4 separate regions of the Homo sapiens genome follow, and regions 1, 2 and 3 are each linked to region 4. Evidence: chromatin contacts called from ENCODE Hi-C or POLR2A ChIA-PET data. All regions are on one chromosome and are shown on one strand. Each heading gives the region's core, a stretch centred on a gene start or an enhancer-like site at or near the end of the contact. The rest is flanking DNA. Distances are from core to core; before and after follow the strand shown.

Region 1 (2,700 bases), core at 89-2,588, 180 kb before region 4:
GGGCTATGCTGCCCCTTCCTTTCTTCACCTGGGATCCCCTGCCCTCAGCCCCCAGCAGGTAGGATGCCTTGGTCATGGGAGCTCACAGAGCTGATTCAGGCACTGGGGGTCTTGGACTGGGGGCCTGCCTGCCGTCTGCAGTAAGACCCAACCCCTACCAACAGGCAACTGCGAGGGCAGAGACTGAGGGCCTGACCTAACGTCTAGTTACAGCGCCCCCCTCCCCAGGGACCTTACCCACATTCTCCATCAGAAACATAGCAAGCCAGACATCACGCTTCCTTTCCCTTGTGTAAGGACAGTCTCCCTCCTGGACAGGAGACACGGATTGTTGTGGGGGAAGGACAGACAGTAACCCATGTGGCATGCCCAGTGACCTCCCTAAGAACAGGGGAGCTGTGTGATGGTGGTGAGGGGATAGGCTCGGGGATTCCCCTCGCACCTGTCACGCCATCCACGCTGTCACACCGGCGGCTCCAGCCTGGGCTCTTCAGGGAAACAAGGGCTCTCCTCCTCCCACTTCCAAGAGGGAAGGGGCCTCCTCTTCTGTCTGAGGTGCTCCTCCCTCAGGGCTGGCTGCAGGAGGGCTGAGGCGGGAGGATCCCTGGAGCAGTTGTCATCTGCCCTTTCTTGAGGGCCAGCTGTGTGCCAGGCCAGGCAGGGGAGGCTCTGATCACCCCCACACACAAGGAACTCAACATCTGGTGACTGAGGACAAGCGTCACAGTCCCTTCCCTGTAAGGGCTCATAGCCTAAGTGGGGGATCGAAGTACCTAAAAACCTGGTATGACAGGCGCCGTGGGGTGGGGGGTGCCTTCTACTTGGGATTTGTGCAGTGAATTTTGGTGTTACATAGTTTTGGAACTGTTGTACGGGTCCTTGCTATTTTTGGCAAATGATGCTGGTCTTTCATTTACAGAGGGGCTGCGTGCAAAGTCTCCTTTGAAAAATTTATGTGAGCAAGGAAAAGGGGAGAGGATCTCAAAGACTGGGTTACGTAGATCACGTTCCAGGGGGTGCGCGACGGCCCACTTGGGCAGGGGGCCCAGATGTGGGAGCAGCTGGCTCAGGGCCTCGCTGGCATTTCTCAGAGTCTTAATGTTGGTTTTCTGTTCGGTGAGCAGGAAGCAAGGCAGCGAAGACAACCTCCAGGGCACCGACCCGCCCCCCGTGGGGGAGGAGGAAGTGCTCTTGTGAGAGGCAGTCCCTGCGTGGAAAGTTGCTGGGCCCCCGCCCCCGGCTCCCCCGCACGCATGCATCCACTGCGGCCGGAGGAGGCCATGGAGCCCGAGTAGCTGCCTGGATCGCTCGACCTCGCATGCGCGCCGCGTCGCCTCTGGGGGGCTGCTGCACCGCGTTTCCATAGCAGCATGTCCTACGGAAACCCAGCACGTGTGTAGAGCCTCGATCGTCATCTCTGGTTATTTGTTTTTTCCTTTGTTGTTTTAAAGGGGACAAAAAAAAAAAAAGGACTTGACTCCATGACGTCGACCGTGGCCGCTGGCTGGCTGGACAGGCGGGTGTGAGGAGTTGCAGACCCAAACCCACGTGCATTTTGGGACAATTGCTTTTTAAAACGTTTTTATGCCAAAAATCCTTCATTGTGATTTTCAGAACCACGTCAGATATACCAAGTGACTGTGTGTGGGGTTTGACAACTGTGGAAAGGCGAGCAGAAAACTCCGGCGGTCTGAGGCCATGGAGGTGGTTGCTGCATTTGAGAGGGAGTAGGGGGCTAGATGTGGCTCCTAGTGCAAACCGGAAACCATGGCACCTTCCAGAGCCGTGGTCTCAAGGAGTCAGAGCAGGGCTGGCCCTCAGTAGCTGCAGGGAGCTTTGATGCAACTTATTTGTAAGAAGGATTTTTAAATTTTTTATGGGTAGAATTGTAGTCAGGAAAACAGAAAGGGCTTGAAATTTAATAAGTGCTGCTGGAAGGGGATTTTCCAAGCCTGGAAGGGTATTCAGCAGCTGTGGTGGGGAAACATTTCTCCTGAAAGACTGAACGTGTTTCTTCATGACAGCTGCTCAAAGCAGGTTTCTGAGATAGCTGACCGAGCTCTGGTAAATCTCTTTGTCAAATTACGAAAACTTCAGGGTGAAATCCTATGCTTCCATGTACATTACATGGCTTAAGATTAAACAAAAACATTTTTCAAGTCTCTAACTAGAGTGAACTCTAGAGCACAGTAGTTCAGAAACTATTTAGAGCTTCCAGGATATATTTCACAGCTTCAGGCATGTGATCAGTTAGAGCCGATGAAACCTATGCCCGCCTGTATATATATTAGCAGCTTAGCTAGTTCATAACCTGTATATTCTAAAGACTGCTAAGGTTTTGTTTTCATTTTAAATCCTAGCTGATTGTTGTGGTCAATGAAATACCCAGTTTCTGGAGGGCCAGGTGGGAAATGCTTTCACTGGACCAACACACAAATGATCATCCTGAGGATCTGAGCTTCCCTAGACTCCACACAATAACCTTGGGGCACCCTTTTAGAGAAGACTGTTGAAACCCACAGCACTCGTTGGGGTATGAGGAAACCAGGGCTTGGCACAGGAAGTTCCCCTTTGTAGCTAAAAGTCCAGAAAGAAAGGGTTCATCTTTTTGACTTCCAACTGATATTGGGAAGTTTGGTTGAGGTTCAAGTGTGACTCCTTCCAGAGCCACAGGTAGGGGAGTGTGAAGTTGAGGGGGAG
Region 2 (2,700 bases), core at 104-2,603, 170 kb after region 4:
GTACACCTTTGGTTCACAGATTTTTCTTCAGGCTACTTCTTATTTCTTTTGCGTGCTGGAATAATTTAGAAAGAAATTAGCCTCAGATAATTGTTAAACTAGTTTCTTCCCTTTGGTTAAGTGATTAACCGAATTACTCTGGCAACCTGCTGCATCATCAGTAAGCTTGGGACTAGGAGTGGTTTCATGACTGAAGGTTTGGTGGGTGGAAGTGGCGGTGAGGGGTGCCTTGATGTGTCAGTTCTTTGCCAGGAGGATAATCACTGGAGGAGTTAGTTGTAAAATACTACCTTTTCTAGAGCTGCACTGCCCAATAGAAGTATAATATATGGTATATATGTAATGTAAAGTTTTCTGGTAGCCACATTAAAAAGTTTTTTTAAAAAGGTGATACTAATTTACATAAAAATACTTATTTCACGCCTGTAATCCCAGCACTTTGAGAGGCCGAGATGGGTGGATCATGAGGTCAGGAGTTCGAGACCAGCCTGGCCAGTATGGTGAAACCCCATCTCTACTAAAAATACAAAAATTAGCCGGGCGTGATGGTGGGAGGCTGAGGCACAAGAATTGCTTGAACCTGGGAGGCAGAGGTTGCAGTGAGCCGAGATCGTGCCACTGCATTCCAGCCTGGGTGACAGGGTAATTCTGTCTCAAAAAAAAAAAAATTATTATATCACTGATGGTATGTAATCAATATACAAATTAATGAGACATTTTAACTTTTTTTAGTACAAGATCTTCTCAATTCAGACTAGCCACATTTCAAGTGCTCAGTAGCTACATGTGGCTAGCAGCTCCCATATTGAACAGTGCGGTTCCAGAGGTGGTAAATACTTATGATCTAGATTTTTGCTCACATGTATGATCTGTGTGTCTTTAGGAAAAACAGATGAGTGTGTGATCAGTCTGTATTTCTAGTTCTTTAGTTTTATATTGTTACTGCCGGGTTTTCTTTCAGTGGGGAAGAGGGTGTTTAGAGGGTTTCAGAGAGGAAGCTCCTCATAGCTCAGATTTTTGGTTGCGAGCAGTTAAATTCACAGGAGGAAGAAAATTGCCTCCCTCCTCATTAGAGATGTACCAGATTCTATAGTTCTCAGCAAGTAAATCTGTTGGAACTGTTATCGTTTGGTCCTTGTTCTGATGGTTATAGGTGTTCAAGGTCTGCTTTGGCCTGTTGTGTATCAGTTATATACCACTTGTACTGCCTAACCACACAGCTCACTTGGTTAGACAGAGTAAGGTTGTGAATTTGATCTCTGTGTTTAATGAATGACTTTATGCCTTTTGGGGCTCTGCTATAGTAACTAAAATAGAATAAACCACATCCTTTTTCATCAGAAGTTTATAGTGTTAGAGACTGGGTGTCAAATGCCAGCAGATGTAATTAAGACAATTTAGAGACAAGGAGATTTCAGAGTGGGCTGTTGTATAGATTGTGTCTCCTAGTCAGTCAGTTGATTACTAGAAGGACTGAATTTGGAAAAAAAAATTTTTTTTTTTTTTGGCCGGGCGTGGTGGCTCACGCCTGTAATCCCAGCACTTGGGGAGGCTGAGACAGGCAGATCACCTGAGGTCATGAGTTCGAGACCAGCCTGACCAACATGGACAGGTTAAAAATACAAAATTAGCTGGGCATGGTGGCACATGCCTGTAATCCCAGCTACTCAGGAGTGTGAGGCAGGAGAATTGCTTGAACCCAGGAGGTGGAGGTTGCGGTGAGCTGAAATCGCGCCATTGCACTCCAGCCTGGGCAACAAGAGCAAAACTCTGTCTCAAAAAAAAAAAAAAAAAAAAAAGTTTTAATGTTTGAATGACTTTACTCACAGCTTACATTTTCTAATTTGGCTGAGTCCCCATCACTTTCTGTTTACTGTACACTGAATCTCTACCTCACTCATTTATGCTGTTTACCTAGCTCCTGGAGGCAATTGAGTTGTGATCCCTTAGTAACCATAGTTGTAGGTCATTGCCTCAAGGATGGTTGAAGATAGGGATAGCTGATCAGTGCTCCAGTGACAGAGGATTAAAAAAACAACTTTTTATGGGCACTTGCATGTTTAGATACAAATACTTTAACAGGATTTGACCATTGCATTATTACTGACTATTAGATGCCTTAAGGACATGTAGTTATTCTAAGTGGTACTCACATGCTTTTGAGTTGGAGTCCATAAATGGTATTCTGACCAAGAGAACAACGATCATGACTTAATTTACATGCTATACCCTGGCATTTGTGATAATATGGACCCAGGGCCCATTTGTGAGTTCACTGATTTGTTTGAATTTGAAGGCCATGTGAAATACTTATGTGTTGTAGGTCCCGTGCACAATTATGGAATTAAAGAACACCGTAAGTGGTACTATCTTTTTAATCAGTTTATTTGGTGGTTCTGTTGAGTTTTTGTATACATTATTATTTTGATAATTTCCAAATATTTTATACTTTGACACTTGTTCATTAGCTTCATTTTTGAAATGTGTCTGAAAGCCTTAGCCTTACTAAGAAAGAAATGTCTTTTAGTTGAGTTTGAAATGCTTTGATTTGTTGGTATTACAAAGTATTAATATAAGGGTTTTTTTGTTTGTTCCCAACTGAGTGCAGTCTGCAGTGATTAAGCTCCAAATTAGTTGGACCAGTAGGGGCGGAATTGGAAGCCTTACTTACACTAAATAATGCCATTCCTTTAGGGGATA
Region 3 (2,700 bases), core at 65-2,564, 130 kb after region 4:
ACATATATTATGTATAATATATTAATATACATATATTATGTATAATATATTAATATACATATATTATATATAATATATTAATAATATACATATATTATATATTATATATTATACATATATTATGTAATACATATTATATTATATTATACATATATTATGTAATATATGTTATACATTAATTATATAATATATAATATATATTATACATATATTATATAATATATATTATATATTATACATATATTATATAATATATATTATATATTATACATATTATATAATATATATTATATATTATACATATTATATAATATATATTATATATTATACATATATTATATAATATATATTATATATTATACATATATTATACATAAATTATATAATATATATTATATATAATATATATATATATTTTTTTGAAACAGAGTCTCACTGTCGCCCAGGCTGGAGTGCAATGCCATGATCTCGGCTCACTGCAACCTCTGCCTCCCAGGTTCAAGTGATTCTCCTGCCTCAACCTCCTTAGTAGCTGGAATTACAGGCGTGTGCCACCACACCTGGCTAATTTTTGTATTTTTAGTAGAGATGGGGTTTCACCATGTTGGCCAGGCTGGTCTTGAATTCCTGGCCTCAAGTGATCTGCCTGCCTTGGCCTCCCGAAGTGCTGGGATTGCAGGCATGAGCCAGTAAACTGGGTCCCTTTATATTCACAGCTCATCCATACCAGTTCTGCACCTGCTCTGTGCCAAGCTCTGTGCCAAGCTCCATGCCAGGTGGGCAGCGAGGAGCAACAGGGTAGAGCTTCCAGGGTAGCAAGGGAGATAACAGTCAAGTAACCAGATGAGTCAAGGTAAACTGAGCAGTGATACGGGAATGGCCGAGGTGCTGGAGCTGAGAGGCCAGGGAAGACTCGGTTATTTGAGTCACCATGGAATGAGCTCGGAGCAGAAGGGTCACATCTGTTTCCTTTTCTTGGGTAGCATTCCCAGGCCTCGCCTTGTTGGGGGTCCTTGTCTCACCTGAGAAGTCAGGTTCTCCCAACAGCTGACTCAGGATAGCAGATCAGCTCTGTTTTTCCCCCGTCAAGCCAACGCCAGGGGTTTCTCAGTTGGGGAATGAGGCTGACTACGACAGGATCCTCTGAACCACTGGCAGCGGCCAGAGGGGTTTGAGACATGCTTCTACCTGCCCAGGTAGGCCCAGGCTGTAGGGCAGGGGCGTCACCTATGACTCATCTCAGGCAACGCTGGGAAGACTATTGTCATTCTACCCTAGTGCTAGGCCTCTGGGACAGGATCTGAGCAGAGACGCTCATGAAAATCGGGACTTGTGATCACTGGCACAACCTCCACCCCCATCCCCCAGCAGGGGCCTTGGTGAAATTTGAGATTCATTTCCAACTCCTCCTGTGGGAAGGAGGTGTGGACCTTGATGTCAGCATTTCTTAGGGAATGGCTGGACCTCAGAGGCAGCATCTGAGACACTGGCTTAAGGGGACAGCCACGGGGCAGTGATTCCTCCCAAATACTCACCAGCCATTTGTTTGTTTGTTTGGAGACCGAGTCTCACTTTGTCGCCCAGGCTGGAGTACAGTGGTGTAATCATAGCTCACTGAAGTCTTCACCTCCTGGGCTCAAGTGATCCTTCTACCTCAGCCTTCCCATAGATGGGACTGCAGCGTGTGCCACTATGCCTGGCTAATTAAAAAAAAAAAATACTTATCATGGCACCGGCTAATATTTTTATTTTTTGTAGAGACAGCGTCTGGCTCTGTTGCCCAGGCTGGAATGCAGTGGCATGATTATAGCTCACTCCAGCCTTGAATTCCTAGGTTCAAGTGATCGTCCTGTCTCAGTCTTCAAAGTAGCTGGGACTACATGAGACTACAGGTGTGCGCCACCATATCTGGTTTTGTTTTGTTTTGTTCTGTTTTTTGGTAGAGACAGGGTCTTGTTATGGTGCCCAGACTCGTCTCAACCTCCTGGCCTCAAGCGATCCTCCTGCCTTGGCCTCCCAAAATGCTAGGATTACAAGCATGAGCCACCGTGCCTGGCTACCCTTTGCTCCTTCTTCCTTAGAATCACCTCCTTCAATGCCCACTCAGTTCCTCTCTTTGTGCCCCCATCTCAGTCACTCAAACCCAGACCCTTCCACTTCCTGGGGTACCACATGGCCCTGGATTCAAAGCCTAACCCCACCATCCACCTATGACCTGTCTGCCCTTCCACCATCTCTTTACCTTCTCTATGTGTCCGTTTCAAGTTTTTGTTTTGTTTTGTTTTTGTTTTTTGAGACAGAGTCTCACTCTGTCGCCCAGGCTGGAGTGCAGTGGCGCAATCTCGGCTCACTGCAACCTCTGCCTCCCAGGTGCAAGCAATTCTCCTGCCTCAACCTCCCAAGTAGCTGGGATTACAGGCACACACCACCACACCTGGCTAATTTGTTTTGTATTTTTTTAAATAGAGACGGGATTTCACCATGTTGCCCAGGCTGGTCTTGAACTCCTGAGTTTAAGTGATCTGCCCGCTCCAGCCTCCCAAAGTGCTGGGATTACCACGCATGAGCCACTGCACCCGGTCTAGTTTTATGTTATATAAAACAGGAACAAAGAGTCCAGCTTATCTGGGTGTGGTGGCTCACACATATAATCCTAGCACTTTGGGAGGCTGAGGTGGAATGACTGCTTGAGCTCAGGAG
Region 4 (2,700 bases), core at 64-2,563:
TTTAGGTGGGTGTGGAGCATCATCTTGTGGAAGAGAGGAAAATTGACAAAAATGTCGCAGTTTCCTATTAAGAATATATATTGGAATTCACAGTTTTTAAAATATGAGTACATATACCAAAAATGCCCTAATGCAAGGTGATCCCCAAATCCAATCAATTTTTCCAATGGACTAATAACAAATATTTGCCAGGGAGAAAATAAAAATGTGTTTGAGAATCACATGGATCAATGGGGAAAAACATAAAAATAAATGAAAAATAAAAATATGTTGGCATAGCCCTAATTACATAAGCTTAAGGGAAATCAAATATGCACTTCCAATATTTCGTTAATTTATTTAGATACAGCTATACATTTGTATATGTTATGGGGTAATATACAAATATTACTCTTTTCCACTTTCAGTTTTCAAAAAGATTTTGTAACTCAAGCTCTTCACAGGCATCTCCCACTTAGTGGTTTTCCCTCTCCAAGGCAATTTTTGAATCTTCTAAGCCTGTGTTTCAGGGCTCAGTATTTTTTACTCTGTTAAGCAGAGTGAGAGACAGGCTGTCATGAATCTGGACATTTTTATTTTTAATTTTTTTTAGACAGGGTCTCATTCTGTTGCCCAGGCTGGAGTGCAGTGGTTTGATCACAGCTCACTGCAGCCTCGACTTCCCAGGCTCAGGTGATCCTCCCACTTCAGCCTCCCTAGTAGCTACGGGCACATGCCACATGCCCGGCTAATTTTTTTGTATATTTTGTAGAGATGGAGTTTTACTATGCTGCCCAGGCTGGAAATCTGGACATTCTTAACAAACCTCAGTGACATATTTATGCGTTGTTAGGGCATTTTTAAAATGCATCCTATAGGTGCATACTTATGGCCTCCACAGTATCAATGTGGGATTTACTTTCTTTCCTTTTTTTTTTTTTTTTTTTTTTTTTTTTTTTTTTTTGAGACAGTCTGGCTGGAGTGCAGTGATGCCATCTCGGCTCACTGCAACCTCCGCCTCTGGGGTCAAGTGATTTTCCTGCCTCAGCCTCCCAAGTAGCTGGGATTACAGGCGCCTGCCACCACGCCTGGCTAATTTTTTTGTATTTTTAGTAGAGACGAGGTTTCATCATGTTAGCCAGGCTGGTCTCAAACTCCTGGCCTCAAGCGATCCTCCCGCCTCGGCCTCCCAAAGTGCTGGATTACAGGCGAGAGCCACCGCGCCTGGTCGCTAGTTGAGATCTTTAAAAGCCAATGTGTCTACCACAAACTGTCAGTTTGCTCTTCAAAATGAAGTTCTTGAGAGAACAGCGCCCCCTAAAGACAATTTTTTAAAAGATTACCTCCTTCCTGTGGATTATTGGTGAGGGGATAGGGGAGACCTAAATATACGCAACAAAACAAGTAGTAAAGGGGTGAGTATGTCTTTGCTTTTAGAAAATAAAGAGTCAATCCCAGGCCCCAGGACTCCCGGGGCTCAGCCCAAGCCCCCATCCCCTCACCCCAAGGAGCCAGCACCTTCTGATTCCGGGGCAGACACTACTGAGTTCCCGTAGGGAGACAAGGTCTGCTCCTGCAGCAGGAAATAGGGGATGGAGAGGTGGGGGCAGCCCAGCTCCAGGACACCCTGGGAAACTCCCAGCCTGAGAACCTTCCTCTCAAGGAAGCCCAAGGGGCACTTGGCTCCATCTCCAGCCTTTTTTCCTGGCAACCTCAAATGGAAAGAGAAAATTCCTCTTTCAAAGCTCAGCAAATTTTCTGTTTCCAATTAAAACAAAACAAAACAAAACAAAAAAACCCAAACAAACAAAACAAAGTTCAGTTTCAGTTTCCATTCTCAGCCGGCAGGAGAGATGGCTGCTGAACTAAGGCAGCCCAGCAGAGGGAGGCTCAGCTGATGCCTGGAGGGCCCCCTAGCCCTCTCTGCACCCTAAAAAGAGGAAAGTAAGCTTAGTGATTCTTCCGTCGGTGGCTCACGCCTGTAATCCCAGCACTTTGGGAGCCCAAGGCGGGCAGATCACCTGAGGTCAGGAGTTTGAGACCAGCCTGGCCAACATGGTGAAACCCCGTTTCTACTAAAAATACCAAAAATACCAAAAATTAGCCGGGCGTGGTGTCAGGTGCCTGTAATCCCAGCTACACAGGAGGCTGAGGTGGGAGAATCCCTTGAACCCGGGAGGCAGAGGTTGCGGTGAGCTGAGATCACGCCATGGGTGACAGAGCAAGACTCTGTATCAAAAAAAAAAAAAAAAAGAAAGAAAAAGGGCAGCTAACTCTCTCTCTAACCCACACCATCTCCCTGCCCTTCTGCAGTTCTGTGGCCTACTGGACAAAGGCTGGGAGTTGCCCCTTACAGGGCTGGGCAGAAGCAGAGACGATTCATTCCTGGTCCCACAGAGATGGCAGGCTTCCAGGACCTGTATGACACCCCTGGGGACAGGCTGGATGTCTTCATAAAACATCCTTCCAGTCTGCCTTCGTAAAACAGCCTCCAGCCCCAGGGAGACTGGAAGGATGAAGTGAAGGATGCCGGGCATTGAACTGAGCAGTTCTTGAGGGATCAGTTCTTCTATAATGAGCTGATTCTGGACCAGGAAGTCAGGGTGCTGAAGATGGCAAAGGTGAGCACTCAGGAACCCCCGGGGTTCAAATCCCAGCTCTGCCCTGTGGGACTGTGGGGCTGTGGGATAGGTAAGGGATGAGTTATTTTGTCTCTCTGAG

Evidence for each region. Hi-C counts contacts between places; a loop is a spot of excess contacts on that map. ChIA-PET counts read pairs that join two places held with the same protein, here RNA polymerase II (POLR2A). Pooled maps may share reads with other maps.
Region 1: a pooled map shows a loop between it and region 4 (4-fold over the local background). The contact joins two enhancer-like sites. A Hi-C loop is called at or near these places in 19 of 168 maps with a recorded cell type or tissue (CD4-positive, alpha-beta T cell, CD4-positive, alpha-beta memory T cell, Caco-2 and 16 more), 14 of 37 single-sample maps with no recorded cell type and 24 of 50 pooled maps. POLR2A ChIA-PET finds 5 or more read pairs at or near these places in 5 of 52 experiments (HEK293, Panc1, WTC11 and 2 more).
Region 2: a loop to region 4 is called in a pooled map, with 2.6 times the contacts of the local background. The contact joins two enhancer-like sites. A Hi-C loop is called at or near these places in 1 of 50 pooled maps. POLR2A ChIA-PET finds 5 or more read pairs at or near these places in 3 of 52 experiments (A549, OCI-LY7 and activated CD4-positive, alpha-beta T cell).
Region 3: POLR2A ChIA-PET joins it to region 4 with 24 read pairs in activated T-cell. The contact joins two enhancer-like sites. POLR2A ChIA-PET finds 5 or more read pairs at or near these places in 3 of 52 experiments (B cell, Panc1 and activated T-cell).

Annotation. Positions count from the first base shown.
Region 1 is chr12:121,239,294-121,241,993 of GRCh38, reverse strand. It overlaps CAMKK2 (calcium/calmodulin dependent protein kinase kinase 2), which reads left to right. Exons shown (of 17, transcript NM_001270485.2): 17 at 1,125-2,700. The coding sequence ends at 1,295. Among named protein-coding and RNA genes, the nearest start is that of P2RX4, 31 kb to the right of the region's middle. RefSeq lists a silencer at 1,149-1,228. Within about 2 kb of position 1,338, at least 24 of the 41 ENCODE cell types and tissues checked have a DNase peak (open chromatin) inside an H3K27ac peak, as active enhancers do; they include CD4-positive, alpha-beta T cell, heart left ventricle and spleen, where a contact is called at or near this core.
Region 2 is chr12:120,884,949-120,887,648 of GRCh38, reverse strand. All of the region lies in intron 1 of SPPL3 (signal peptide peptidase like 3), which reads left to right. Among named protein-coding and RNA genes, the nearest start is that of SPPL3, 18 kb to the left of the region's middle. Within about 2 kb of position 1,353, at least 5 of the 41 ENCODE cell types and tissues checked have a DNase peak (open chromatin) inside an H3K27ac peak, as active enhancers do.
Region 3 is chr12:120,924,550-120,927,249 of GRCh38, reverse strand. No RefSeq gene overlaps it. Among named protein-coding and RNA genes, the nearest start is that of XLOC_009911, 21 kb to the right of the region's middle. RefSeq lists enhancers at 469-1,018, 984-2,183. Within about 2 kb of position 1,314, at least 6 of the 41 ENCODE cell types and tissues checked have a DNase peak (open chromatin) inside an H3K27ac peak, as active enhancers do.
Region 4 is chr12:121,059,349-121,062,048 of GRCh38, reverse strand. LOC105378258 (a long non-coding RNA gene) reads left to right here. Exons shown (of 4, transcript XR_007063492.1): 4 at 2,293-2,700. It also overlaps the pseudogene OASL2P. Among named protein-coding and RNA genes, the nearest start is that of OASL, 21 kb to the right of the region's middle. RefSeq lists enhancers at 1,468-1,647, 1,668-1,837, 1,958-2,047. Within about 2 kb of position 1,313, at least 20 of the 41 ENCODE cell types and tissues checked have a DNase peak (open chromatin) inside an H3K27ac peak, as active enhancers do; they include CD4-positive, alpha-beta T cell, heart left ventricle and spleen, where a contact is called at or near this core.